Linked DNA regions of Mus musculus: region 1 is linked to region 2. A link is a loop called in an ENCODE intact Hi-C map of the cell type or tissue named here. Cell type or tissue: left cerebral cortex. All regions are shown on one strand. Links, peaks and the distances in the headings refer to the core of each region. The heading gives the core; the rest is flanking DNA.

The links. Peaks named below come from ENCODE experiments on the same cell type or tissue, not always from the same donor. Only the 100,000 strongest peaks of a DNase experiment are listed, where the experiment ranks them.
Region 1: a loop joins it to region 2, with 2.3 times the contacts of the local background. A loop is called at or near these places in 3 of 42 quality-filtered maps.

What each region holds. Positions count from the first base shown.
Region 1 is chr1:106,416,561-106,431,932 of GRCm38, forward strand. No RefSeq gene overlaps it. Among named protein-coding and RNA genes, the nearest start is that of Gm41928, 99 kb to the right of the region's middle. In left cerebral cortex, for the core only: CTCF peaks have their summits at 8,774 (motif pointing right) and 8,977; DNase peaks (open chromatin) are centred at 8,778, 9,116, 11,162 and 11,878.
Region 2 is chr1:106,594,731-106,610,102 of GRCm38, forward strand. The region is part of intron 1 of Bcl2 (B cell leukemia/lymphoma 2); the gene reads right to left. Gm37053 (a long non-coding RNA gene) reads right to left here. Exons shown (of 2, transcript XR_878433.2): 1 at 10,490-15,372; 2 at 9,033-10,455. Among named protein-coding and RNA genes, the nearest start is that of Gm37053, 13 kb to the right of the region's middle. In left cerebral cortex, for the core only: no CTCF peak of the experiment used is centred there; a DNase peak (open chromatin) is centred at 8,410.

The DNA of each region.
Region 1 (15,372 bases), core at 4,507-12,506, 180 kb before region 2:
AGAGTGTTGTTCAGTTTCCAGGTGAATGTTGGCTTTCCATTATTTATGTTGTTATTGAAGATCAGTCTTAGGCCATGGTGGTCTGATCGGATGCATGGGACAATTTCAATATTTTTGTATCTGTTGAGGCCTGTTTTGTGACCAATTATATGGTCAATTTTGGAGAAGGTCCCGTGAGGTGCTGAGAAGAAGGTATATCCTTTTGTTTTAGGATAAAATGTTCTGTAGATATCTGTTAAGTCCATTAGTTTCATAACTTCTGTTAGTTTCACTGTGTCCCTGTTTGTTTCTGTTTTCACGATCTGTCCATTGATGAAAGTGGTGTGTTGAAGTCTCCCACTATTATTGTGTGAGGTGCAATGTATGCTTTGAGCTTTACTAAAGTGTCTTTAATGAATGTGGCTGCCCTTGCATTTGGAGCATAGATATTCAGAATTGAGAGTTCCTCTTGGAGGATTTTACCTTTGATGAGTATGAAGTGTCCCTCCTTGTCTTTTTTGATAACTTTGGGTTGGAAGTCGATTTTATTGGATATTAGAATGGCTACTCCAGTTTGTTTCTTCATACCATTTGCTTGGAAAATTGTTTTCCAGCCTTTCACTCTGAGGTAGTGTCTGACTTTTTCCCTGAGATGGGTTTCCTGTAAGCAGCAGAATGTTGGGTCCTCTTTGTGTAGCCAGTCTGTTAGTCTATGTCTTTTTATTGGGGAATTGAGTCCATTGATATTAAGAGATATTAAGGAAAAGTAATTGTTGCTTCCTTTTATTTTTGTTGTTAGAGTTGGCATTCTGTTCTTGTGGCTGTCTTCTTTTTGGTTTGTTGAGGGATTACTTTCTTGCTTTTTCTAGGGCATGATTTCCGTCCTTGTATTGGCTTTTTTCTGTTATTATCCTTTGAAGGGCTAGATTCGTGGAAAGATAATGTGTGAATTTGGTTTTGTCATGGAATACTTTGGTTTCTCCATCTATGGTAACTGAGAGTTTGGCCGGGTATAGTAGCCTGGGCTGGCATTTGTGTTTTCTTAGTGTCTGTATAACATCTGTCCAGGCTCTTCTGGCTTTCATAGTCTCTGGTGAAAAGTCTGGTATAATTCTGATAGGCCTGCCTTTATATGTTACTTGAACTTTCTCCCTTACTGCTTTTAATATTCTATCTTTATTTAGTGCATTTGTTGTTCTGATTAATATATGTCGGGAGGAATTTCTTTTCTGGTACAGTCTATTTGGAGTTCTGTAGGCTTCTTGTATGTTCATGGGCATGTTATTCTTTAGGTTTGCGAAGTTTTCTTCTATAATTTTGTTGAAGATATTTGCTGGCCCTTTAAGTTGAAATTCTTCATTCTCATCTACTCCTATTATCCATCAGTTTGGTCTTCTCATTGTGTCCTGGATTTCCTGGATGTTTTGAGTTAGGATCTTTTTGCGTTTTGTCTTTTCTTTGATTGTTGTACCGATGTTCTCTATGGAATCTTCTGCACCTGAGATTCTCTCTTCCATCTCTTGTATTCTGTTGCTGATGCTCGCATCTATGGTTCCAGATTTCTTTCCTAGGGTTTCTATCTCCAGCGTTGCCTCACTTTGGGTTTTCTTTATTGTGTCTACTTCCCTTTTTAGGTCTTGGATGGTTTTATTCAATTCCATCACCTGTTTTGTTGTGTTTTCCTGCAATTCTTTAAGGGATTTTTGTGTTTCCTCTTTAAGGTCTTCTACCTGTTTAGCTGTGTTCTCCTGTATTTCTTTAAGTGAGTTATTAAAGTCCTTCTTGATGTCCTCTACCATCATCATGAGATATGCTTTTAAATCCGGGTCTAGCTTTTTGGATGTGTTGGGGTGCCCAGGACTAGGTGGGGTAGGAGTGCTGTGTTCTGATGATGGTAAATGGTCTTGATTTCTGTTAGTAGGATTCTTACGTTTGCCTTTCACCATCTGGTAATCTCTGGAGCTAGTTGTTATAGTTGTCTCTGGTTAGAGCTTGTTCCTCGAGTGATTATGTTAGCCTCTATTAGTAGACCTGGGAGACTAGCTCTCTCCTTAGTTTCAGTGGTCAGAGTACTCTCTGCAGGCAAGCTCTCCTCTTGCAGGGAAGGTGCCCAGATATCTGGTGTTCGAACCTGCCTCTTGGCAGAAGTTGTGTTCCACTCACCAGAGGTCTTAAGATCCTGTGAGGACCTTGGGGGTGTCCAGAAACTCTGCGCGCAAAGAACCCCGGTGCTGGAGTGGACTGGAAGGGACTTGTTCCCCTGATCAGGCCGGGTTATCTGCTTCCTTAATTAATGCAGTCTCAGGTCCCGAGCGATTGGATTGGAGCAGATGCTGTGTTCCACTCACCAGAGGCCTTAAGATCCCGTGGGGAATCCTGTGGGGGTCCTTGCGGGTGTCCGGAGACTCTGCGGGCAAGGAACCCCGGTGCTGGAGTGGACCAGAAGGGTTTTTTTTTGAATTTTCTGTTTCTATTCTTATGTCTCCCTTTTTATTTCTAATTTTGTTAATTTGGATACTCTTTCTGTGCCCTTTAGTTAGTTTGGCTAAGGGATTATCTATCTTGTTGATCTTCTCAAAGAACCAGCTATTGGTTTTGTTGATTCTTTGAATTGTTTTCTTTGTTTCTAATTGGTTGATTTGAGCCCTGAGTTTGTCTGTTTCCTGCCCTCTCTTTCTCTTGGGCATGTTTGCTCCATTTGTTGTAGAGGTTTCAGGTGTGCTGTTAATTTGCTAGTACAGGATCTCTCAAATTTCGCTATGAAGGTACTTGGTGCTATGAATTTTCCTGTTAACACCGCTTTCATTGTGTCCCATAAGTTTGGCTATGCTATGCTTAGCCTTTTTATACTCTAGAAAGTCTTTATTTTCTTTCTTTATCTCTTGCCTAGACAAGTTACCATTGAGTAGAGAGTTCTTAAGTTTCCATGAGTATGTGGATTTTCTGTTGTTTTTGTTACTATTGAAGTCCAGCCTTATTCTGTGATGATCTGATAGAATGCATGGCATTATTTCAACCTTCTTATATCTGATGAGTCTTCTTTTGTGTCTGATTATATGGACAATTTTAGAAAAGGTTTTGTGAGGTGCTAAGAAGGTATATTTTGTTTGGGGATAAGATGTTTGTAGATATCTGTTAGATCCATTTGGTTCATAACTTCTGTTAGTTTCACTTTTCTCTGTTTAGTTTCTCTTTCAATAATCTGTCCATTGGTGAGTGTGGGGTACCAAAGTCCCACACTATTATTGTGTGATGTTCAACATGTGTTTTGAACTTTAGGAAAGTGTTATTTTGTTTGTTTGTTTGTTTGTTTGTTTGTTTCCCCTGAATGTGAGTGCCCTTGCATTTGGGGCATAGATATTCAAAATTGAGGTTTCATCTTGGTGAATTTCTCTTTTGATTAGTATGAGGTGTCCTTCTCCATCTCTTTTGATAATTTTTGGTTGAAAGTCTATTTTATTGGTGTGATGGTTTATTTATGCTTGGCCTAGGGAGTGGCACTATTGGGAGGTGTGGCCTTGTGGGAGTGGGCTTTAATATCCTTGTCCTAGCTACCTGGGAAATAGTATGCTGCTAGCAGCCTTCAGATGAAGATGTAGAACTCTCAGCTCCTCCTGTGCCATGCCTGCCTGAATGCAGTCCTGTTCCTGCCTTGATGATACTGGATTGAACCTCTGAACCTGTAAGCCAGCTGCAATTAAATGCTGTCCTTTATAAGACTTGCCTTGGTCATGGTGTCTGTTCACAACAGTAAAACCCTAACTAAGACAATTGGATATTAGGATGGCTATTCTAGCTTGTATCTTGGGACCATTTGCTTGGAAACATTTTTTTCACCCCTTTACTCTAAGGTAGTGTCTATCTTTGTTGCCAAGGTGTGTTTCATGTATGCAGCCAAATGATGAATTCTGTTTACATATCCAGTCTGTTAGCCTGTGTCCTTTTACTGGGGAATTGGCTCTATTGATGTTGAGAGATATTAAAGACCAATGATTGATAGTTCCTGTTGGAGATGCATGTGTGTGTGTGTGTGTGTGTGTGTGTGTGTGTGTGTGTGTGTGTGTGTGATATTCTCTTCTTTTGAGTTTGTTCTAAGATGTTTAATTTTTGGTTGTTTTCTTGGGTGTAGCTACCCTCTTTGTGTTGGAATTTTGCTTCTATTATCTTGTGTATAACTGGATTAGTAGAAAGATATTGTTTAAATTTGGTTTTGTCATGGGATATCTTGGTTTCTCCATTTACAGTGATTTAGAATTTTGCTGGATACAGTAACCTGGGCTGGCATCTGTCATCTCTTAGGGTCTGTATGACATCTGTCCAAGGTCTTCTGGCTTTTAACATCTCTATTGAGAAGTCTGATGTATTTCTGATACCTTTATATATTACTTGGCCTTTTTCTCTTACAGATTTTAATATTCTTTCTTTGATTTGCACATTTAGTGTTTTTGTTATTATATGGTGGGAGGATTTTCTTTTCTGCTCCAATCTGTTTAGTGTTCTGTAGGCTTCTTGTATGTTTATGGCCATCTCTTTCTTTAAGTTAGGGAAGTTTTCTTCTGATTTTGATGAAGGTGTTTTTTGACCCTTTGAACTAGGACCCAATCTTCCTTCCTTCCTTTCTTTCTTCTTTCCTTTCTTTCATCCTCTTCTATTTCTATTATTCTTTGGTTTGGTCTTTACATTGTGTCCCAATTTTCTTGGATGTTTTGAGTTAGGAATTTCTTACCCTTTGTATTTTTTTTAGAGCCATGTATCAGGATCTTCTATGCCTGAGATTCTCTATTCTATCTCTTATATTCTGTTGGTGGTGCTTGCATCTGTAACTCCTGATTTCCTAGGTTTTCTATTTTCAGGGTTGCCTCCATTTATGATTTCTTTATAGTTTCTATTTCCATTTTTAGATCTTGGATTGCTTTGTTCAATTCCTTCACCTGTTTGCATTTCATTAAGGGATTTATTTGTTTCCTCTTTAAGGACTTCTATCTGTTTGCCTGTGTTTTTCTGTATTTCTTTACGGGATATATATATATATATATATATATATATATATATATATATATATTCTCCTTAAAGACCTCTATCATCTTCATGAGATAGGATTTTAGGTCAGAATCTTGTTCTTAAGATGTGTTAGGGTATCCAGGGCTTGCTGTGGTAGGAAAACTGTTCTGATGCTGCCAAATTACATTGGTTTCTATTGCTTATGTTCTTGTGCTTGCTTTTTTCCATCTGGTTATCTCTGGTGTTAACTGGCTTGGGTATCTTCAACTGGAGCAGGCCTCCTGAGAGGCAGACAGTACTGTCTCTAGTTAGGGCAGGTCTTCTGTGTCCCTGTGTCCCTAGTTATGCAGACCTCCTGGGAGACAGGTAGGCTGTGGGAATGGGAGGGAGGCTTGCTAATCTGCCATGGGTTCAGGTGGAGGTGCAGACTGAAAGAGCATTCTTTGTGTTTTTACAATGTATTTATGTGACTCTGTGACTACTATTATATATGTACATGTACCATATGTGTGTATGATGCCAAAAGTGACCAGAAAAGGACATTGGATCTCCTAGAACTGGAATTATAGGTAGTTGTGAACCGGCTAGTATGGATGCTAGGAACTGACCCCAGGTCCTTTGTAAGAACAGAAAGTTCCCTTGAACAACTGGGCTATCTCTGCAGTCCTGCTTTACGTCACTCATAGAATAGACTAAACGGGTTAATTGGGATATGAACTAGTTGGGGAACAAGCCCAAGCTTTTGACCTAGGCATTTATTCATAAATAATAAGTCTCAGAGTCGTTATTTTGGGAGCTGGGGGTCCGTGAAAAAGCCCACAATACAGTCCCTTATCAAATTCATGCTTTACAGTCCCTTATCAAATTCATGCTTTATAGTCCCTTATCAAATTCATGCTTTATAAATGTCATTAAGACGGTAAGGAAATCTACAATGTCAGTGGTTCCTTCTTGGGTTGAAAAGTCATTACAACCTACTGTCACCTAGGGCTTCTCCTATTTATGCTTCATATTTTGTTGCTGTGATGATCCCATCTCTAAGACAGAGAAAGAGAAAAGGTAGGGAGAGCTAGGGGTTTTTGTTTGGTTTGTGTGTTTGGCCACAGTCTGAGGTGCCAGCCCGTGATGGTGTAGAAGGTACAGCAGCAGGAGCTTAAGTCACATTAGATGCACACTCAAGACCCAGAAAGCACTGGCATGCTCAGCCAGCACCCTCTCTTCATCCAGTCTAGGATCCAGTCCACAGAATGATGCCACCCACTTCCATGTGGGTCTCCCCACCTCAGTTAACTTAATCAAGATGATCCCCCACCTGAGGCAGGTCCGGAGGCTTTGCCACTCGTGTGAATCTAAGAACTGCCATGTTGACAATCACCATTAACTGTGCATAGCCATTTGTAGTTATATTTTTGGTGTTATGTATAAAGTTAGTTTGTATATTCTTTGTTATGTGTAAATGTTCACTTTTCGAGAATCAATTATTAAAAAGACTATTGTTTCTCTACTAAACTGCTTTTCCCTTTTGCCAAGGATTAACCCATACAGTCTGAGGTCTCTGTTATTTTTTACTGAGTAATTTGTTCTCCCTTCACTTAGATTCCATTTTGATGTATATGTATACATATGTGTGTGTGTGTGTGTGTGTGTGTGTGTGTGTGTGTCTTAGTTAGGGTTTTACTGCTGTGAACAGACACCATGACCAAGGCAAGTCTTATAAAAAAAATTTAATTGGGCTGGCTTACAGGTTCAGAGGTTCAGTACATTATCATCAAGGTGGGGAGCATGACAGCATCCAGGCAGGCATGGCGCAGGCAGAGCTGAGAGTTCTACATCTTCATCCAAAGGCTGCTAATGGAAGACTGACTTCCAGGCAACTAGGGTGAGGATCTTATACCCACACCCACAGTGACACACCCATTCCAACTAGGTCACACCTATTCCAACAAGACCACACCTCCAGATGGTGCCACTCCCTGGTCCAAGGATATACAAACCACCACCACCACACACACACACACACACACACACACACACACACACACACACACACACACACAATATTAGCTTTGTGTGATATATATGTATATATACATACATACATAATATGAAGTTGACTGGTATCAGTCTTCTGATATTTTCTTTGGTGTTAGCTGTGTTTTTTCTTCACCCCAAAATTGCAGAATTGGTCTGTCAAAAAAGTCACAAAATGACTTGGATTTTGGTTAGGGTTATATTGACTATATAGCTAAATGTGGGAAGAGTACACTGTCTATAAACATGGAATATCTCTCCACCTATGTAAATGTTTTCTGATTATTTTAACGACAGCTTTAATGTCTCCTCTTCTAATTGAGAAATTTTTTAAAAGATTTATACATAAGTATTTGAGTTTTGGTGTTAACACTAGTTGTGCTGTTTTTTTAATGTCAAATTCCGGTAGGTGCTACAAAGAAAGCAACTGGCTTTACACTAGCCTGTGTCCTGCAGCTTGGTTACTGGTGAGTTCCTGGGGCCTCACTGTTAATGCTCCGCTGTCTTCCATCTGCAAAGGTGGCGTGTGATTTCTTTCTGATCTGTGTGGTTTTATGCTCTTTTCTTGTGTTGTTCACCTGCCACAACTTCCAGTGTGGTGTTGCGGAGAAGTGGTGAGCCTTTCTGTTGCTGACCCTACAGGGAAATCTTAGCACTGGTAAGCAGGAGTTTAGTTACAGCTATTTTATAAATACTGTATAGAATTAAAGGAATTTCCTTTATTATCTTGCTGTTGTTGTTGTTGTTGTTGTTTTTTCGAGACAGGGTTTCTCTGTGTAGCCCTGGCTGTCCTGGAACTCACTTTGTAGACCAGGCTGGCCCTGAACTCAGAAATCTGCCTGCCTCTGCCTCCCAGGTGCTGGGATTAAAGGCATGAACCACCATGCTCGGTTCTTATTATCATTTCTTATTGTAGTTTTCTTTTGGAATTGAACACCTTTCGTGGTGTTTACTCGTAGTTTGGGTGCATGCTTATGTGAAGTTGCTATTCTTTTACCATTTTTCTAGTGAGTTGCTGTCCTTAGGATAGTTCTTGCACAGGTGGCTGAATATATCATATATATTTTCTCACACTCAGCTGCCTTGCTCTTTCACCTTACTAATATGATCTTTTGATGTGCAAAATATCTTAATTTCAATTAGGTCTCATTTGCCATTCTCTCTGCCTAAGTTTATGCTTTTGTGGACCTAAGTTTAGGCTTTTGTTTTCTTCTGTCCCCGCTTTGTGTATGTGTGTGTGTGTGTGTCTGTCTGTCTGTCTGTCTATACGTTGTTCTCTTTTTGATGCAAGGTTTCATGAAGCCCAGAGTGACCTCTAACTCCAGGTCTTTCTGCTCTCACTTCCTGAGGGCTGGGCGCACCCACACCAGGTTTCTGCATGCTGGGGACAGAACACAGGGCTTCCTATGAGCAAGGCCTGGACTCTGCCAAATGAGCTAGGTCCCCAGCTGTGTTATGGTTTCTGTAGCTGTGGTAAAATAGCAAGACCAAAGGCAACCTGGGGAGAAAAGGGTTTATTTCAGCTTACAACCCTCAGATCCCACTCCATCACAGAGGGAAATCAGGGTAGGAACTCTGGGCAGGAACCTGGACACAGAAATTGAAGCAGAGGGCACGGATAATAATGCTCAGAATTCATTCCATTTCCTCACAGGTTGTACAGATTTAAGAAAGTGTTTGGTTGTGAGCAACAATAAAAGCAAGAAATGAGGAAAGTTGTCTTTGAGTCCTGGAACAGGCGCTTACAATTCATCACAAAGCCACTAGGGGTCAGAGTACGATAGCTGTTTCAAACCGTGAAAACACACAGCAAAGCAGTTTATTCCGTAAAGAGAAAAGAAAAACCCAAAGTGGCTTTGCCAAAATAAAAGCAAAAATATAATATTTTAAGCTATCCTATATTTACACCAATAAAGCTCATTGATTATCAGGTGTGGCTCTACTTTTGCTGTGTTTTGTGAGACGAGGTCCCATGCAGCTCAGGCTGGCTATGTGACTGGAAATGACCAACTCCTGATGCTCTTGCCCCCACTCCCCATGTACTGGGATTTCAGATGTGCACCCTCACATCTGGATGTGACTTTGTTTTTAACTTGAAAGTCAGTGAATCAAAATGCAATTCAAACCTATTATTGTGCATTTCCAGCTTGGCCACTAGAGTGTGTAAATGCAGGTATGTGATGGTCACGGCCCTCAGAAAATGTGTGGCTGAGACAGGAGAGCAAGCAGACAGGAGGCATTCGAACTTGACAGTGCTCTGCCCTTGTTTGCTGTCATATGACTTTAGAAGATTCTAAACCTTCGTGTACCCAAGAAAACTGGCTTCCAGCTCAGCCTTGTTGTGGCTTCAGAAACATTTGAAATTGTTGCTATATGATCTTTTCCATTGGATCATTCCTGGCTCACACAGTGGAGAGAGATGATAATGTCATAACCACCTAGCTGCCAGGTACAGTGGAAAAAGCAGCCGGCAGGTCCCAGCTGGTGCGGCCTTTTAGCATCTTATCAGAGAAGTATTTGATGTGTTCATCCTGTGCATTGGATTGAAGTAACTTTTGGCTAACAGAGTCCACACTTCCCAAGCCCTATGGGATAAAGATGAAAGATGACAGTCAACAACAACAACAAAAAATGTTACAGAACAGGTTTCTCCTGGTTCATTTTTCCAAAAAATATTTATGAACGCTGAGCTCCACCTGTGGCATCCTACGGGCTTCAAAGATCTGTCAAAGAAATAAGACTCTGAAGCTTCAGGACAGTGGGATCTGTGACAGTTGTGAGGGGAGGCCAGGCAGAGGAGGCCAGGCAGAGGGAGAGGAGTCTCCACCACAGAAGGACTAGAGGAGCTGACACGGAGGCTTCAGTTACCTTGACTATGTCCGGGCATCCGGCAATAACACAACTACAATGATTATGCACTTCTGTGATCCACTGTGTCCTGTGTTCCTACAGAAAACAAGACAGAACAAAACAGGAGCATTCCTGTTGAACCCAGCTTAGAACAACACTAGCAAACATAAAAGGGTGTGTCCCATGCTGAGGGTAAGTCCATATTCACACCCACGAGTCATCTTCGGAGAGAAAAACACTCAGGCAAGAGGCCATAGCTGTTAAAACCAATAAAAGATGGAACCAGTGAGGGTAAATGTGACTTGTATTTGAAGAAAACCAAAATAGAATGTCTGGAAACAACAAAAACAAAACAAAACAAAAAAACAAAAACAAAAAACGGGGCTATTTGAACTGCTTCAGGGCTGGGGGTTGGCTAAGCCACTGTTTAGATAGATACAGCTGAGTTTGAAGGCTGGAAGATAGAACCAAGTGGGGATTTGTTACACATGAACGATAGAAAGATCATTATACTCCTGATAGGAATTCAAGAGAGTGGAAAGAGATAGTGTCAAGCCTCAGAAATATAATAAATAAGGTATTTTTAGGATAATTCCTCAGCTCCAAGCAGTAGGGACTCTTGAAAGAGAAACAATGTCATACCCAGACACAAAAACGTAAACCTGCATCTCCTGGGTGGATATGTGGATTAGAGAGAGGGATGAGGGGATTCATGCACAGAGAGAATGGCTGTGTTCTCAGTCTGACAGAAGTTCTCAGAAGCAAAGCACAAACCAACAATGTAACCCCAGTGTAGGCTTCAAAACCCAGCAAGGGGCTGGTGAGATGGCTCCACATGTACAGGTGCCTGTCACCAAGCCAACAACCGGAGTTAAGTCCCTAGGGCCCTCATGATGGAGAGAACTGACTCCCTCAGAGAATTCTCTGATGACTTCCGGTGTGGGTGTGTGCACACTGCGCCCACCTTCATCCTAAGCCCAACACACAAGTCATTCAAAAGTAAAATACGTTCAAGACCAGCCTGGTCTACATAGAGAGTTCCAGGATAGCCAAGTCTACAGAGAGAAACCCTGCCTCACAGGAGAAATTAAAAAAAACTCTTCAGGAAAAGGAACTTCTGGGAGCAGCCTCTACCCATGACTGACAGGACTCGGTATCGATATACTTCATCTTCCAGTTCCTGAGGCACAGGCAGCGTGAGCTCACCAGCTTCTGGCACACTGGCTGACTGCATTCCCTGACATTATTTCCCCAGAGTCTTCGTGTCTCCTGGCTTCATCTCTGGAATCACTCTGAAATCTCTCTCATTCAGAGGGGAAAAAGATCCCCAAAATAGGTATTTTCCTCCAACAGTGGGACACGGTCTTCAATCAAACAAAAATTAAGAGTTTAATCAGGTCTTCCAACCCCTCCACCCAAATACTTGGAAGAAAACAAAAGCAGGCAGAATGTAAAGGTCTGAGTGGGATACGTGTACCCTCTGCTGCCTGCAGTACTTTTTACCCCCAACTCCTGCCTCATAGGAGGAAAGTGGTGAGAGGATGCTGCTGGATGTCTAGTCATCCCACTAATCTCCACCCTGATCCCGACTGGCCGACGTCCCTGTTTCTCACTCTCCAGAGGGTCCCCCAACTCTGTAGAAAGAACAAGCTCCAGGAGAGTTCATCCATTTCCCCAGAGCCCCACCCACCTTCCCAACCATGTCCCCCAGTTGGAGGCAAACAACTATCTTTGGGATTCTCCACCCCCTCTGAATTAGTTTCCAGAGATGAACCCAGAATATGCTATAAGACTATGGGGATGTAATGCTGGGGAGAGAAGTCAGCCAACGTGCCAGAAACTGAAGCATGCTATGCCTGTCTCCGAGGAACTGGGAGCTGAGGTATCAATGCCTGTCAATCATGGGTGGAGGCCGCTCCCCGGACTTCCATTTCCTGGCACTTTGACCAGATGTACAGGTGGCAAAGGAGCCGCAGAGTAACAAAAGGTTCTCAGAACGAGAAACAAGGCACCAGCTGTTGGCAGTGAAGCCGGCCAACACTAAACGGGGAGGGTGGGTATGTGGGCAGGCTCTGGCAGTGTCTGCTGTAGCCCTTCAGTTCTCCTCTCAGGAGATGTCCCTTCACAGATAAACACCCCCTTCAAACTGATGACTGTCTCACTCATAGAGAGTGGGTGATTTTATGTTGCCTGTGAGCATTTTCTTACTGAGTCCCTGGCCCCAGCTCTGTGACAAATATTACAAGGGGCCATGGTAGAGAATCTCACTGTTATGAAGGTGATATCTATAAACATCAAGGCATGCCATCTGGCAGTGCCGATGGCCCGGCAGGCAGTCCAGCGAGGAGCCACACATCCTGCAAACTATGAAGTTACAGCTGTTGCTAGACCCAGCAGGTGAGAAGGCTGTGGAAGCAGGAAGTACAAGCCCTTAAACTTGTTGCTGAGAAATACAGAGGAGGGGAGCGCACCTTTCTCATACTGATATTTGCCAAGATTTGAGCACTATAAAAAGAGACAGAAAGGGACAGAATTAGAAGCACACCTTTGCCACTCCTAAAATAAGTTGGAATAAAAAGCTTTCAAGAATGACGGGGAAAATGTGGGGTGGATAGCCCCACATGCTCTAATTTAGCCTGGGTTGTAGCCACAGCGGGTGACCTGTCCCATCCCACTGATAATGAGCCAATTTGCTTTTTCTTTTGTTCATTTTTATGGTCTACAATTTTACTTCCAGTGTGCAGTCCTTTGTTAGGTCCCTAACAAAGCTTGGACATTCATTATTTGGAAAAAAAAAAATGTCCTGACCCTTGCTTCTTCTCACTTTAGCTTCCTCTCACTCTGAGGCAAACCTCTGGGAAAGCATGCCTCTATCTCAGTGGTTGTTAATGAAGCCACCATAGCTGCTATGACAGACAAGCCTCTCTACCTTAGGAAAAAGAATTATGTCAGGAACCACTCTGTCCCTAGACAGGCTTACCAATCTTATTAAATATCTATTTTAGCTTTATCTATCTGTTCCATGTAACCCATTCCTTTATTACTCGACAATCATTACATCACATCCACCAGCCAGCCAGAGCTATCCCACCCATGTGTCATGACTTAGCATCACCATCCATCCATGTAGCCAGCCTGACACAACACACTCTTCTCCCTTCTCTACTCCCCATACCTCTACCCCCTCTCCGTCTCTCCGTTTCTCTCTCTCTCTCTGTGTCTGTCTGTCTGTCTATCTGTCTGTCTGTCTAATTGAGTTTCTTGGAGATAAAATACTGAACTAAGGTTTGAGGTAAAATCACTTTACTTCCAAGGGGTCGAGGATTTCATGGCATTCTTAGAACTTTATTTTTTTTTATTAGGTATTCATTACATTTCCAATGCTATCCCAAAAGTCCCCCACACCCTCCCCCACCCACCCACTCCCACTTCTTGGCCCTGGCGTTCCTCTGTACTGAGGCAGATAAAGTTTGCAAGTCCAATGGGCCTTTCTTTCCACTGATGGCGGAGTAGGACAACTTCTGACACATATGCAGCTAGAGACACGAGCTCTGGGGGGGGGGGGGGTACTGGTTAGTTCATATTGTTGTTCCACCTATAGGGTTGCAGATCACTTCAGCTCCTTGGGTACTTTCTCTAGCTCCTCCATTGGGGCCCTGTGATCCATCCAATAGCTGTCTGTGAGCATCCACTTCTGTGTTTGCTAGGCCCTGGCATAGTCTCACAACAGACACCTATATCAGGGTCCTTTCAGCAAAATCTTGCTAGTGTATGCAATGGTGTCAGCGTTTGGAGGCTGATTATGGGATGGATCACTGGGTATGGCAGTCTTTAGATGGTCCATCCTTTCATCTCAGCTCCAAACTTTGTCTCTGTAATTCCTTCCATGGGTGTTTTGTTCCCAATTCTAAGAAGGGGCAAAGTATCCACACTTTGGTCTTTGTTCTTCTTGAGTTTGTTTCATGTGTTTCACAAATCGTATCTTTTAGATATTCTAAGTTTCTGGGCTTAATATCCACTTATCAGTGAGTACATACCATGTGAGTTTTTTTGTGATTGGGTTACCTCACTCAGGATGATGCCCTCCAGGTCCATCCATTTGCCTAGGAATTTCATAAATGCATTCTTTTTAATAGCTGAGTAGTACTCCATTGTGTAAATGTACCACATTTTCTGTATCCATTCCTCTGTTGAGGGGCATCTGGGTTCTTTCCAGCTTCTGGCTATTATAAATAAGACTGCTATGAACATAGTGGAGCATGTGTCCTTATTACCACTTGAAACATCTTCTGGATATATGCCCAGGAGAGGTATTGCGGGATCCTCAGGTAATACTATGTCCAATTTTCTGAGGAACCTCCAGACTGATTTCCAGAGTGGTTGTACAAGCTTGCAATCTCACCAAAAATGGAGGAGTGTTCCTCTTTCTCCACATCCTCGCCAGCATCTGCTGTCACCTGAATTTTTGACCTTAGTCATTCTGACTGGTGTGAGATAGAATCACAGGGTTGTTTTGATTTGCATTTCCCTGATGATTAAGGATGTTGAACATTTTTTCAGGTACTTCTCAGCCATTCGGTATTCCTCAGGTGAGAATTCTTTGTTTACCTCTGAGCCCCATTTTTTGATGGTCTCCATTCTTGCATGGAGACTGTTGCCCATATAGGAAACACTGAGGGGCAGAAGGTGAGTTGCTTCTTTTCATTTGGGTGGAAATTATTTTCTCAAGAGAAATTTGCCAGTTTTCCCACATTTGGTTGCACGCACTCTCAGGAGGGAGAATGAAACTTGGACTCTCAGGAATGCTAGTGCAGTTGAGCGGGGGGCCAGCATCTTTCTGAGAACTACCTTCTCTCGCTCTTCCTTCTGGAGGTTTTCATGGGTGTCACAATGAGCTTAATCACTTTCTGGAGGATTCTGAGGATTGCATGCACTAGCAGTGGGTGATCCTAGTTGTTCTCTGACACACAGTCTAAGTCAAAGTCAAACTCACTTGATTCTAACCACTCAGGCTTTCCTAGGCCTGCCCACATTCCTGAATAATGATACGGAGGCTTACTTACTTATGAATTAATTCCTAGGCTACAACCTAGGCTTGCTCCCTTACTAGGTTAGTTTACGTTAACCATTTATACTATTTATTGTATGGCTGCTTAGTTACTTCTCAGTCTTATACGTCCAACAAATCTTATTCCCCCAAGTCGTGGTGGTGAATCATCTTGCCTGACTCTTTTCCATAGTTCCTATCTCTCTTGGAACTCTTGCCTGTTCTCTCTTTCCCAGCTATAGGCCATTTAGCAATTTATTGACAGGTGATGTTTCATCACAGTGCACAAGACATTATCCCTACACCTCCCCCTTTTAGTCCAATAAAAGGCTCTTTCTTTAACATCAATAAACTATATACAATACGAACAATTATAAAAACTATCAGGTAAGAGTTACATTCATAATGTCCAGTTCTTTGGCAAACTTGGAGAAAGTACTTTATTGACTATTCTATTTTGATGA
Region 2 (15,372 bases), core at 4,088-12,087:
GATTGCAGGTTGAGTTGGGGGTCTGCTGTATCTTAGCTTGTGACTCACAACCACAGGTCTTCATGCTGATCTCAGTCTTACTGTGGGTCTGAGCAAAGGAACAGATGTTTTCTGCTAGGATAATATGTAAACAGGAGCAATTTTCCACCATTCACCCTAAAAGGAATCAAGTGTACGACTGCTAATTCCACTCTTCATAATCATTTTCAAATTAGCAGTTATATCATCAAGATTAAAGAAGATAAGAAACTGGTTTGAAATGCAAAGCTTAATGATTTTATACCATGATTTATTCTATAATTTAATTGTATGAAACCAGTCCCTCTTGTATTTGAAAGAAAATAAGTTTTGAAGATGAGTTTTTGAGTGCAATCCACATCCACCCCAATTAATTAGGTTAGACTGTCCTGTCCAGAGGCACATAGTATCCAGAGCTGGAGTGTAGAGATGCCACTTATCAGAATCATTATCTCATTTCTAGGGACCAAGAACACAACCCACGTAAAAGGGAAGAATCTAAAATCTTTTCTAAAGGCTAAACCCCAGAAGCCCTTTCCCACTCCCTGGAAGCCATAAGGCAGCCCAAGAAAACCAAAGAAAGTACTCTGGAGAGTGTATCTTAGTAACTCTAAATCACCTTGGCTGCTGTAACAGACCTATCTCCAACCACATCCCATTTTCTAACCAGAATTTTGTTGGTGTGTATACAGTTCCAGTCTTTTCAAGAACAGGATATTGGTGCTCAACACCGTCACCAGCCTCCTCAGGTGGAACTGTGCTTCCCTTTTATGTGAAATGACACTCACGCTGAGTGAGCATCTGAGGTGGGTTTTCTGGTGAACTCGCTGGCTGTAGGTATTATACATGAGCAATGGTTGCTGCAAAATTAATGCTGGCCCATGGGTCAGGATACATTCTAAAGCTTTCTGATGCATTATGCGGAGAGTCTGAAATGCTGCCAGCAAATAAGATGCCAAACTAACAAAGCGAGTTTGAAAAGAGCGGCACAGTGGGTCTACTTAGCTGGGCTCTTGTACTTGATTAATCTTTAACTAATTAGAAATCCTTAAATGCCTCAAAGCAAAGTGTGGAATATTAAAAATAAAAGATGGCCTGGTTTTCATTTCTTTTGCATTATTAAAAATAATCTAGAACTATATTGGAGACTTTTTAAACTCCTTGTAATTCAAGTGTTTCATCCTCTGAGCTACACACTCAGCTGCCACATGCTCTAGGTTCATCTAGGTTGAGTCCCTGAAGAAGGTAAGACTGAATGATCTCTGCTTTCATGGGAATAAAAAATCAAATGAAATAAAGCTGTGGTCTTATGCTGAGTGAGAGGGTCAGTCTTGGTTGTCAACTTGACTAGATTGCAAGGCACCTAGGAGATTTTTGTAAGCACCCCTCTTCACTAGGATGTGTCTTTGAAGATTTTCTGGAGATGATAAACTAAGTGTGGAAGAGTCACTTATATTTAAAGTGACTCTTCCACAGGCTGGGGACCGCAATGGAAGAAAACAGAGAAAGCCTAGGAGTGTAACTCTGCTCTCTGCTTCCTGACTGCTATGAGGTAAGCTACTCTGCTCTGCTCTGCAGCACCAGCCCCACTCCCCAATCATGGCATTCTGGACACTCTGAAAGCATAAACAAAACAAGTCCTTTGTCCTCTAAGTTGTTCCTGTAAGGTATTTTGATATAGGATAAGAAATTCTGACTAATATATAAAAAGAGTGGTACATTTATTAATACGACTTGGTAGCACATAAGCCACAATGGACTATGACCTTAGTCTTTTTGTTCACTGCAGTCAGTATCTTTGATAGCCAGCAAAGTGCCCTCTATATGGCACACACTCAATAAATAGTCATGATTCAGCTGCTGTCAGCCCTTGCTTCAAACCCAATGACCTGAGTCCAATCCCTGGTATCCAAAAGGTATGAGAACTGACTCACAGGTTGTCCTCAGACCTCCATATACAAGTTATAATACACACATTGTGCACATGCATACACATGTAAATAAATGTTAATACAAAACAGAAAATAGTCATTGAATGATGGAATGGATGGAAAGGGGAATTAAGTTGAATTTGGAGGTTAGTTGGATAAATAACCTAGCATGTGTGATTTAAGACTTGTTTTTATTTTGACAGTGTGTGTGTGTGTATGTGTGTGTATGTATTTGTGCACACACGTGCACACTGTGTGTATGCCCATGGAAGCCAGAAGAGGGTGTCAGATGATTAAGTTACAGGAGATTGTTAGGGGTCTGATGTGGGTTCTAGGACCTGAACTTCAGTCCTCCAGAAAAGCTTTGAGTTCCTTAATCATTGAGCCAACAGTGCAGACCCATACCTAGTATGCTTTAATAGAAGAACTACATTCAGAAAGTGTACCCAGATAAGCATTTCATAAATGCAGCCCTTTGTAAGATAAATGATGGATACTGTCTACTAAAAAGACTGGGGAATCAGCTCTACTGTGATAGTCTGGTTTCAAGAAGGTGGTCCTAGGGTGAAAGGAAGCAGAGTATATTCAGCTTGAACTTGGCTTCTGTCCAGCTGAAAGTTGGCCTTGAAAAGCCTTGGCACCTCTGAAGCCACCTCACCAAAGAGGTTGTTGGTTGAAGACCTTCATTTGCCAAACATTTCCATGTACTTTCCAGGCAGTAAGCACAGGGTTTGGAATGATGTAATCATATTGTATGGGTGTCCCCAACTTCAAAGTTGGGGATGCACTAGAGTGACTCTGGGGAAGAAGAAAGCTCATTGCTTGGGAGGGGGACCTGTGTTTGTCACCAAGCTTCCAATTGGAACCTGGCTTGCCCACCAAAACATGGTGGCTTTGGGTATGTCACTTCATTTTGGTCAAGCAGATTTTAGTTTCAGCAGTTTTAAACCATCAACACACCCAGTTTTAGACCCCCCCCCCAAAAAAAAACCCCAGTTCAAGAGCTTCTGCCTGGGCTACTGCACCCTGGGCAGTATCTATCTCCATGACCTTGCTGGTCTGAAAAGTTACACATGCAGAAATGACAGGAAGAAAAAGTCACTCCTTCCTCTCCTTTCAGGAGTGACTGCTCACAGCTGCTCACATCTGGCATGCCTCAGTGGCGATCACTTGCATGGCTCAAAAAACCTTGAGCTTTGAAAGTGAAATAGGGGACTTTTATCTTCAAAAGGAAAATTAAAGGCCTGGAGTAGACCACTAGGGACCTTTTTGCCCCACCTGGATAATGGTGGGTATCGTTACTCAATGTGCAGCACTACAGGTTTTTTATGAATAGGCTAACACATACCTTAAGGCTATAAAATAGTGCTTTAGGATACAACGTGTTGATTCAGATACAGAATAAAATACTGTTTGCATTATAGGCTTTTAATGAAAAGTCTAAAAGCATGCCTACTTAACGAATCTCTACTTTTATGGGGCCTGCCTGAAAATGCCTACTTTACAAAGTCTAACTATGGGTGGTCTCACACCTAGAAGTGGCACAAGAATCCTTTGTCCGGCCATGGGTTTTAATTTTTGGTATGGAAAAATTCAGTCACCATAATTATAACCCCAGAAAGTAAAGACTTTTAAATTCTATGCGGGAGAGCTGTGGGAGCTTGTAACGTTCAATAAAACTGTAATCTAACCAGCCTGTAGGTATGCAGGGATCTGCACTGTGCAAGTTTCTCTCTGGCCCATTTGTTGGAGTGTCTTATATCCTCTAGTGAAACTGAAATCTCTGAGAAAGAATTCCATATTACCTAGATCCCTATAACCTTGACCAACCAGGGACAGGGTTTGTTTTTTTTTTTTTTTTTTTGTTAAATGAACCAAAGAATCTTTCAGGAAAACCACTCAAGAAATATGTGGGAGTTAGAGGAAATCAATGCACAGCTTGTTTAAAAACTGCTCTCTGAGGCTTAGAGATATTTAGAATATATGCCTTAAAAGGCTCATTTATGGAGAAAGTTTATCTGTGGAGGTTCTGAAGTAAGAAGAAGCTACACAAAGAATCGATATTAATTAAATATTGATGAAGGGTGGGGGAGTCTGGTTGTGTTATTTAGTCCCTGGGTTACCCAAAGGGGCTTCTTGACTAAGAAGACTGCCCACACTAGAGGAAAGGACACACGGTGTGCTCATTTCTCTCCCTTGATGGTCCTCTTGGCTTTGCAATGGGAAGATCAAAGCCAAGAGAGGGTATGGAAAAGTAATGCAAGCCACTCACTGTGTGTGGTTAATATGCTTAGTTAACTTAGGAGGCATGGCCTTTTATCATGTGGGAAGAAGTACAAAAGCCTCTAGACACAATGTTTGTTACTTGAAAATAAATTTAAAATTTTTAATTTAAAAAAGAAGCCTACCATGAAGGCCAAGGGCTAAAAACCATCTCCGATTCCTAACAACTGTGAGCATCCTAGATGGGTGGGTTTTCTGGCTTGAATTTCTCAGATTCTTGTATCTCAATTTTGTCCTGCACCTTACTTTCCCTTTAGAATTATAAACAAGAAATGTCACTATTTTAGCATCATGATCAGATATCTTTGACTGCATTTAGCCACCAGAAGTAGCAAATTTCCTTTGAACTTATCTTCTGCCCATATTTTGATTTCTTAGAACAGAAAATAGAATAGAATAGAATGTACTGGTGAGACAAAAATCATGTTTTCCTGAAACAGTAAGAAACCATGTCGTGTTGACACATGACTGTCAAACACTGTGTAGAAGCAGATTCCAGGGTCCTCAGGAGGATGCTGACATGGCTAGAACCTGCCCTTCAGTGTCCTTGTCACCTTCTCAGGCTGGATGTTCTCAGCTGCCTGTCCTACAATGGGCATTCTCAGAACACCCACTTCTCAAACCATTTTCCATGTTCCTGCTAGTGATGATTTTAGGACCAGTGTGACTCAAGAACTCCCAAGGTGGCTCTTGCTGTCATCTTCTGCTGTAGCCCTGCAACCCGGTGTCAACCACTGAGTTTTCAGGAGTGGCAGCTTTAGTGCAATAACATCTGGAGGTGTCAGACATGTCTACAGTTAGTTTTTTGTATCTTCACAGATAGCAATTCAGGGAGAATATCAAAGAGAAGGAAGGAGGTGGGAAGTAGGAAGGGAGGAGCAGAAGGAAAGAATAGAAGAAAATCTTTTGATAAGATAATGTAATATTCAACCTCCTATCCTTATGAATGTCAAATCATCATCAAATATTTTAAATGCAGATGAAAATCATTTTAATGAGACTGGAGAGGTGGGGTATATACCCAGGGAAAGCATTATTTTGTTGGCAAAGCAGATGGCGGGTAGAGGAGAAATATTAAACCAGGGAAAGCCTTGGGTTAAGCAAGGCTGTCCATTGGGTTGGGATTTTCTCCATGGAAAATCTTAAAGTGCTTAGTATAATATTGCTTCAAAGGTAGATTCCATTGGATCTTTTAGGTTATTTGGACTTTATTTTGTAAGAAGTTATGTTTGCTTTCGTAGCTCAATAAAGTAGCTGCAAGTCGAAGGAGAGAACTCAGGTGCTGTAAGAAGAGGGCTTTAAGTCACTAGGAGAGAGTGTGTGTGCTAACAAAAGGAAGGCCAGACAAAGCAAGGCAGCCACGTACTCATACCCACCACACACACACACTCCACATACACACCTACACACACACATACATACACACAAGCACACACACATACTCACACACTACATAATCACTCATACTATAACACACTATACACACATCCTACACATGCCCATACTACACATAAATGTATACACTAAACCTGCATCACACACATCTCCACACATACCCTCTACACTTACACTACAACACATTACACACATCCTACACATACCTACAATATGCACAAATGTATATACTATACACATATCACACACCCTCACACATAAACATACTACGCACACACTGCCATAGTCCACACAAACACTACACACACTCACACTGCAACACACTACAATCACCCCCTATACAGATCCACACTGCACACAAATGTACACATTACATACACATCACACATACAGTCACATACTCTAGTCATACACACCACACATCTCACACACACACACACATCACACACACAGACACACACACACACACCTTTGAAGTAGGCAGAACCACACCTAAGCTTTAAGGATTCTGAGCGTCTGAACACACACATCTTACTGTTTTCAGACTCTTCCTGTTTTGTTTGCTGGAGTTTATTTTTGCCTTCACTCTGCAGAAAGCCTCACAGATAGGCTGGGTGATTTTGTTGTGTAGAAACCTCACCTCCTTAAATTCTCAGAATGCAGGCAGACACCACTACCGGTGTTCTTAGAGTTAGAGTCACACAACTCCTCGCACCAAACAGCAAAACCAAACCCACACTGCGTTAGGATCCCTGCCTTTATTTCCATGCAGCTTTTTCTTTATGACACAGGAAACCAGATAGGAGGCACCAGTGAAGATACCAAACAGTGGGCTACTAAAATGTTCTCTGCAACACGTATAGCAGTTAAGTGACAGATTCATCCTCAAAGGTATGATATCATCTGACCCTTTACAAACCTTGCATCAGACAGGAAGATTCTAGACACTTTTGTCACTTGTTAAAATTGATTCGGGACAATAAATTCTGACAAACATAATTTTTAAGGGACTTATAAAAATGTATTCTCATCTTTCTCGGTAGCATGATAGCCAAAGGCTAAAAATGACAGAGATAGGATGTTGAGTCACGTGATGGCTGTCATATAAGACTGGGGAGCTTGCTGCAAGGTGTGCCTGGATGGACCAGGCATCTTCTGTTAGCTGCACAAAGAACTGGTGCCGCAGAGGAGAACACTCAGAGGGGTAAGGGCTGTTCTTTCTGAAGATCTTTGGTTCCACTGCTACACTGATACCCAGTTGACTACAGTATACTAACAGACCATTGTTAGCTTCATGCAGAATTTTCTTTCCCAAGCTGCTTACATCTTGAGCATGTAACAAGTTATTGTAAGAAAAGCCTACATTTTCATCCAACACTGACATTAAGACTTACTTAATATAACTAGAATGTTTGGAAACTCAGATTCCCGAAAGTCAGTTGAACCTCACAAACCTCTCTATGCCCACCACCCCAAAGATCTACATGGGTGAATGATAACCAATATATATATATATAACTGAATGAAAGAGACTATTACACATACTGTCAAAGAAGGCATGGCTTTGAAATAGGGTTTATTACACAGATAATTAAAGGCCAAGTGTGGTGCCATGTCCCTTTAATCCCAGGACTCTGGATACAGAGGCAGGTGGATCTCTGAGTGTAAGGTCAGCCAGCGCTACATTCAACAACAACCACAAATTTATTTAGTTGGTTAGTTGGCTTTCTGCTACTCTAACGAATGCCACAAATAAATGAATTTAGTTAGGAGGGAAGGTTTATTTTAGCCCATAGTTCTTTGGCCCATTTCTTTGGAACTGTGGCATCTCAGTACTCTATATGAAGGGAGGTCTGTTCACCTATGGTGATGAGGAAACAAGGAAATGAAGAGGATCCATTAGGGGTTCCAATATCCTATCCAAGGACACATCCCACCGACATATCTTCCTCATACTATATACCCCAAATTCTAAAGGTCTTACCATCTCCCAATAGTGCCACAGGCTGGTGACCAAGCCTTCAACTCGGGCTTTGAGCGGGGGAGGGATCACTATATCAGCATATTCCCTCACTTAATGGATCAAATGCTGACTGCGTAAGTCTATAAAAGCTAGCTTTACTAGAATTCACAGCCTGGTTGTGGAGAAGACACCCTGAGACCATAACTAAACTGTTTGAGTCTCAGTTTACTTGTATGTGAAATAGAGAGACTTGGCAAATCATTTCCAAAGTTACTTTCAGCCCCATCATTCTATGACTAAATATTAATGTGGGCTCTGCCCTGTAAAAGACACTCTGCTAGATGCCATGCAGCAAACGAACAAGCAGAGACACGATCCAAACCGTGCCTCTTCCTGTTTATGGTGTCATTGCTTGGCTGCATTTCCAAACGGCCATCATAGCTACTTTGATTTGGTCTCAAGTTTCTCTTTAAATGTATGCCTCTCTTTGATGTTTAGAGATTCTTAGTCAAGTGGAGCTTGTGCCTATTTGAGTGAGCTCTGCCAGTCCGTCCCTATCTTTACCTTTGCCTTGCATTTCCTCTGCTGACAGGGTTTGTTTTCTTGGCACCAAACACCAGTGAGCAGCTTTGCAGTAAGGAGTAGGTATGCCCAAGCTGCCCTCTTTTTTTTTAAGGTCCAGATCCATATAGTTTCCTCTGCTCCCCAAACTGGGTCCTTTTCCCTCTCTTCTCTCTCAAGAACCAGCATGTTGGCCCACAGCCTACAGCCTGCATGAGCGACCTGTTTTAAAATCTGTGCATGTCGGACCTGTCAACATCCAGGCTCGGGAAAACAGACTGCCCTTGAGCAGAGCAGCTTTGCTAATCAATCATGCTTCAGAGAGTGGGCGGTTTGTACACAGGGACCACTTTGCTGTGACCAAGCGCCTATGAAAACATCTGAGGGTGAATTCAAGAAAAGGCAAAACAGTGTACTTTTCACGTCTGCTGCAGGAGGGCTGGGACAAGGTTTTATTTAAAAAACAACTCCTCCTTCCTGAAGGCCAAAAGTAGGCACACGGACTCAGACAGAATTCCTCTCAAGATTTACTGCGGACAGAGATAAGAGTTGAGTCTCTGCTTAGACACTGTATGTGAGGGCAAGTACAGAAACATGACCATTCCATTGTATGGTTAAGGTCTTTATTGTGATTAAGAGAGAGCAGAGGGAAAAAGAAGCAGACTGAACATGTATGTCCGGCATGCTGAGCTTGTCCAGAGCCATCTGTGAGAGAGGAGAGAATAGTGCGGAATAGAGAGGACAGAGGTCATAGAGGATAGCAGGAGACAGAGAGAGCACGGAGACAATAGTAAAAACATGGCTGTAGGAGGATGAATAGCTGCAGGGTGATTAGGGCAGATGAAGAGGTGAGAAGGAGAGATGCTGCTACCAGGACTTTGAAATGTAGAACAAGAACCTGTGGGACTGTGAGTGCCTGGAAGCACAAATGCTTACAAGACAGGCAGTCACAGGTATATGCCAGTGGAGCCATGTGTCTCTTCTGCCAGAGATAAGGGACATGACTCCTTTGGGCAATTGGGAACTGGTTTCCCAAGTTCCTGAAGAATGCTGGCTTTTATCTAACTGCTAGAAATCCTCCTGTGGTCCAGGTTGAGTTCATTTCTGGACACTTGGGCCGCCTGAGACCTAACAGACATGAGTTCACAGGCAAAACGAAACTCTAGGATGTGCTCCAATAATCAGAAACCAGAAATAAACTATGTTCAATAAAAAAAAAGTTTCTTACGGAATAAATCAAGTGGGACCACCAGTAAGGTGCAAATGTGCCAGTGAGCAAGGCAAGCAAATTGACACCCTCTGAAGCTGAGTTAGATACGAAACACAAAATTGCACTAATGAGATTCCATTAAGGGGAAATTTGCCACAGTTTGCTAGGTCTATGTCCTGGCTATAACGTAACATACACACTGGGACAGGTCACAGAAATCATCAGGCTTTTAAATGTATACTTGCTGAGATACTATATGCAATTTAAATGCCTCTATGGTAACTCTCGAGCAAGACCCAAAGCATCAATATATGAGGCATATCTCCTTATTACATACATGTTACTTTATTCAAAAGCATTTGATTTACAGATTTCACATGTTTGGTTATTTTAGAGGTAAGTTTGGAGCTGGGCAGAGGTCTCACTGAGTAAGAGTGCTTGCTGTAAAAGCAGAAGACCTAGGTTCAAATTCTCAGCAGCCACATAAAATCAGGGCATCAGTTTACGTGCCCATAACTCCAGTATTGAGGCAAAAACAGACAGATCTCAATGGTCAGTGAGCCTAACTACATTAGTGAGCTTAGGTTCAGTCAGAGAGTCTATCTCAAAGGATAAGGTGAAGAATGGTAGAAAAAGTCACCCAACATCTTCCTTTGCCTTTCCTCTTCGCACGCATGTAATATACACATAATCTCTGTCTCTGTCTCTCTTTCTGTTTCTCTGTCTCTCTGTCTCTTTATCTCTAAAGATAAGTTTATAATTAACTAATTTTAAACTCTTTTCAGTTTTAAAGTCCCTAAATCAGTGACAGAAAACACAGGCTTAAAATAACCAGAGAAATAACACGAGAGAAACAGAATACATAGATAACTTGGAAAGCATTTGCCCTTTAACCCAACAATCCCATTCTGGGGATTTGCCATGTTCACATATGAACTGAATTATGGCAAAGTGATATTCTGGGCAGTATTTACAACACCAGGAGACTGAAATAGCCAGGTGTCCATGAGCAGGAGCTGGTTAACTATACCTGCTGCAATGGGGAGCTGGTTAACTAGTTATACCTGCTGCAATGGGGAGCTGGCTAGCTATACCTGCTGCAATAGGGAGCTGGTTAACTAGCTATACCTGCTGCAATGGGGAGCTGGCTAGCTATACCTACTGTGATAGGGAGCTGGCTAACTAACTATACCTGCTGCAATGGGGAGCTGGCTAGCTATACCTGCTGCAATGGGGAGCTGGCTAGCTATACCTACTGTGATAGGGAGCTGGCTAACTAACTATACCTGCTGCAATGAGGAGCTGGCTAGCTATATGGAGTTCTGTAATGACTCCAGGGAACTGCTCATTCTGCATTCCTTTCTCCTCTGACTCTGAGGTTAGCTCTCTTTTCACTAATGAGATGTAAGCAAGTACAAGGCAATAAGGCGGCTTCTCAGTACCTCCATGTTGGGGCACAGTCCCCTTTTGTTTCTGGGCCCATTTGAAGTATTCCAAGTAAACTTGCTGAGAGAACTGATTGCAGGTGCTGTAAGGATCTACCAGCAACCATGGCAACCATGGAACAAGCAAGGCTGTAGGAGTAGCGTAGCCTTATGACTGTATCTACACATGTAAATTCTGGCAAGACCAGCAGAAAATCCACTGGCTGACCCACAGAACTAGGGAGTAATAAAACAGCTGTCGCTGAAGCCACTCTATTATGGAGTACCTCAGTGATACAACCTGGTATCTCTCAGAAGGTTGATGCTATGAAGGCAGCATATCAACCATGAAGAAAAGAAGGGCATCCTATCTCGAGAATACACTGTTATGTGAACAAGCTGTCTGAATAACAAACAGCATTGTTTTGTGTAAGAAAGAACAAAAGAAGAAATATATCTCTATATATGAATACTTACATATGTATATATTCATATAAATGTGTGTGTGTGTAGCACAAGGAGACACTAGACATATACTCAAGAAATAAAATGTGGCTATCTGCATCTATGGAGAGAAGGGACAACAAATGAGATGGTTGAGGATGAGTGGGTAAAGTTACCAATAAATAACTGTCCTAGTGTTTGAAAGGTACAAAGATAAAGCAAGGGAGAAACGCCATAGCCTGGAAAGGCAAAAATTCAAATTGCCAACCATATTTCTGCAACAAAGCTATCCTTCATCTCATGGCCTTCCTGTGATACAGAATCACACTTCCTCATAGCATGTGCAGTTATTTAATGACACCTTCTCTTCTGTGCAAGATTGTAAGCACTTTTGGAGCAGAAAACACATCTCAGGTATCTCAGTCGGTTCAGCAGCCAGCAAGCACCATGTGAGGCACAGAGCAGGAAAGCACTACAGTCTTGTGAAAAGAAACTTTCAAAACACTCTGGGAGAGGTGAGATGGCTCAGTGGGAATGACGACTGCAGTTCCTTCTCCAGAATCCACAGCATAGAAGGAAAGGCCAGCACCCATGTGGCAGTGTGCATGTTCCCATACAAATAAGTATATAAATAATGATGACGCCACGTAAAGAACACTGGTGAGTCCCAAGGAATCCGCACCTCAATTTCTTCTGTAGGACTCCTGCTGCACCATCTTCTAGGAAAAAAGTAAGCATTGTTTATGGCTTTAGCATGTGTCTCTCTCAAATGTACCCTGAGTTACTGGGAGAGGGTGAATTATATAAAAGCTAAATTTGAATGCCATGAGAGGCAAAAAAAAAAAAAAAAAGCAACATAGGTTCTTTTATTTTAAAAACTAACAAAAAAAGGAGCTAGAAAAATGAAAAATGATGTTTGTCTCATTGTTTCTTGTAAGTCACAAAGAGACTCCTGTGGAATATGCAGTAAGATGGATTAGTGGGATGTTGAATGTGCTGAGCTGGGAGGCTTCATTGCACCTCAACAGAAGTCAGCATTCAACGACTGCGGGATGCTATGTATTGACTTCAGTGCTTCTAGGAAAGGCGAGACCACAGCTTTCTCTGTAAACCTTTTCAAGAGCTTAACAGTTCTCACTGGAAACCTCTTTTTCCTTTGAAGATGTGCCTTTCCTAGTAAGTCTTAAAGTCCGTCTTCTATCACAGCACACTGTCTACGTGTCTAACCTCATGATGGCAGAAGCTCTTCTGAGAAGAAGTCTGAGGCACCTGGATGGTGCAAACTGTACCTCTCTCTCTCTTGATGAAGGACTCAGAGTTACTTCAACCCTTATGTGATCTTGGACCACATGAAGAGATAGCATTATGTAGCACTGATACTGTATCTGGACAGCAATGGGCAATTGCTAAGAATTAAAAACATGCTAAAGATACATATGTAAGAAAGAGAAGAAACTAATTCTATATATCCAATTGTTGAGAGAAGGAGGGCGAACACTTGTTTTCTACCTATAAAATTCATAAATATTTGTTGGAAAAAACATGAACACAGCAGTCTGAGCATCAGGAAAAAAAACACATCAGAGCCATAATAGTTCTAGACCAATGGAGAGAAGAATTTAAAGATGGCCAAGGGCTGGTGCTTATAGAGGACCACAGTGCTTCCTGAAGACCTATGTGGCTCTGAATGACTGCCTGGTGCAGAGGGGTGCAGATGTTTGGGAAGTTCACTGTAAAGATCTGCCTCAACTATACCTAGTTCACACAGACCATCGGGATAGACGCCTCCTTATTTGGTATAGAAAAAAATTCCTGGGACTCATACTAGTTTCAATTTAGTTCTTATGCTATTTTAATTCTGACTGTGAAATTTGGAAACTTCAAAGAAAAGTCTGGATAGAGGCTTGGAATGTTTAAGCTAGCCCAGACTCCACACTCTATGGGCACCATATGGTTTTTCTACCCTTGACTTTGTAAAAAGGAGAAACCGGGTGTAGGAATATACCTTTGTAATAAAAGTCTATTCAAAGGCATGGAAGGTTTATTTGATATATGAAGGAAGGTATTTGACCAGGGGGACACTTAGCAAGAAGAAAATATGAAGCTCTAAGTAAATACTGCCCATCTGCTCCTGGCCCCACCACCTGGCTCTTATTCCTTCTCTGATAGGTTTGAGCCAAGCAATTTTGTTTTATTTGTGCGCTTTGAGAGGCCACCTGTCGTGGAATAGACTTATACATTAAACAAAGTGAACATTTCATATTTCTGTGTTTCCCATATGATTTCCCTAAACAAAAAGCACTTATTTCACCTTAAGCAGATTTAAAAAATGCTGACTCTGACAAAAGGTATAAACAAGGCAATCTTTTGTTTATGAAGACTGTTCGCAGCCCATCCATAGAAAGACACCCTCTCCCTCCCCAACTCTGGGGAGTTAATCCATCCACACATTTTGGTCATTTCCCTGGCTCTTGTAAGCTACAGTGAAGGAAAAGCATTTTACAAGGGAACATGGTATATTTGTGCTAAAAACAGGCACCACAGAAATCCAGAGAAGGGAGCCAAAAAAAAAAAAAAAAAAAAAAAAAGCCAGGCATACAAGTCTAGAGAGCAGGCAACATCTAGGGATGGTATTTGGGGAAAGGGGGAGAAGGAAAGGGAGGGGGAGGTGGGGAAAGGGGAGTACTGGGTGAGGATTTGAAGCCAAGACTGCCTGATAGAGGGAAGACTTTGAGGAGTCTCTAGCTCTCAGGCTAAGGAACGCAGGCCTTTTCCTTGAAACTTTAGCTGTGGAAGTTCTCAGGCAGGGAATACAAACTTTGCAGAAATACTTTGGCCTGAATAGCGTGTAGGAAACCCCTGTGGTTGTGTGGACCTTCAGTCTCTATGGGAATAGACACAAAAGAGGATTACACGTGAGTGGCCACTTGACCTCCAGATGGCCTTCCTTGCTCTACTTGGTGCGACTCCTTTAAGGCCTTGCTCTGAGTAGAACAGCTTTCATGCACTGCAGCCTTGCTCTACCAGGAGTGTTACAGGGATGGTTTGGGTCTCATGGAATTAGTGTCAGCTCAGGCCAGTGTGTAATTGCTTCCTTTATTCTAATACAGTGTAGTACTTTACCATGGAAGAACACTGGGAGAGGAGAGATTACAGCATACAATGTGGACAATGTGGGCAGCATTGTGGGGTCTCTTCTGTCTCCCCTTCACTCAAAGAGCTCTGTGTCTATGAACTGGATCGAGGTTAGGAATCAACAGAGGTGCATCACCTTTAATATTCACGTTAGGATTTCCTGGTCCTGACCCAGAAGTTTCTGCTTCTACTAGTGAGTATTTTTGTAGATTCTTCACCAATTTCCCATCTAGGAGGCCATGGGGATAAAGTCTGAGAAGAAGAAGAGGCTGTGAGGGGATATATGCATACAGAAGAAGGGGAAGATGGAAACCAGGAGGGCCGAAGTTGGAGGACAAGATCTGGTCTACATTACCAGGTGGTGCCCTAACAGCAATCACAGGGGAGGATGAGCTTGGAGGAGGAGGGACGGAGATATGCTGAGATGGTGCTAGGCTGTCCCAAGTCAGCACAACCAACCTAGAGTTGGAAATATGGAGAGACATGGGAGCAATTCTAGTCAGTACACACAGTTTTGGATAGCCTACAATGTGGGCCCTACATGAAAGGATGTCAGGGAGAAGATGAACTACCTGGGAGAGAAAAGGCAGAGAAGTGTCTGAAGACCTGGGCTAAGCTGAACATTCTAATTCTCCAACCAAGGCAAGGCAGAATAGCAGGTCTGTTGCACAGAGGTGGCTGTTCAGCAAGGCAAAGAAACGCACGGTGGTGGGAGCAAGAAGGTCTAGCATAGAAGAGAGACTTAACTGGAGAAAGGTAGAGCAACATGGCTCTGGAAGATCACTGAAGTAGCCCTGCTATTCCTTCCCACACAAGAGTTTCACTGGCATACTTGATCTGATCTCTGGAGTCGTAAATAGTCATGGGAATCGGACCAGATGTGGCAAGTTGTAGACTCAGAACATGACGATACAGCTTGAGAACGCTTAAAAGCACACGAAGGTAGCACACCGCATGGCAAAGAAAAGATACAGGGGTCTGGGGAGATGGCTTAGCAGTTAAACACTT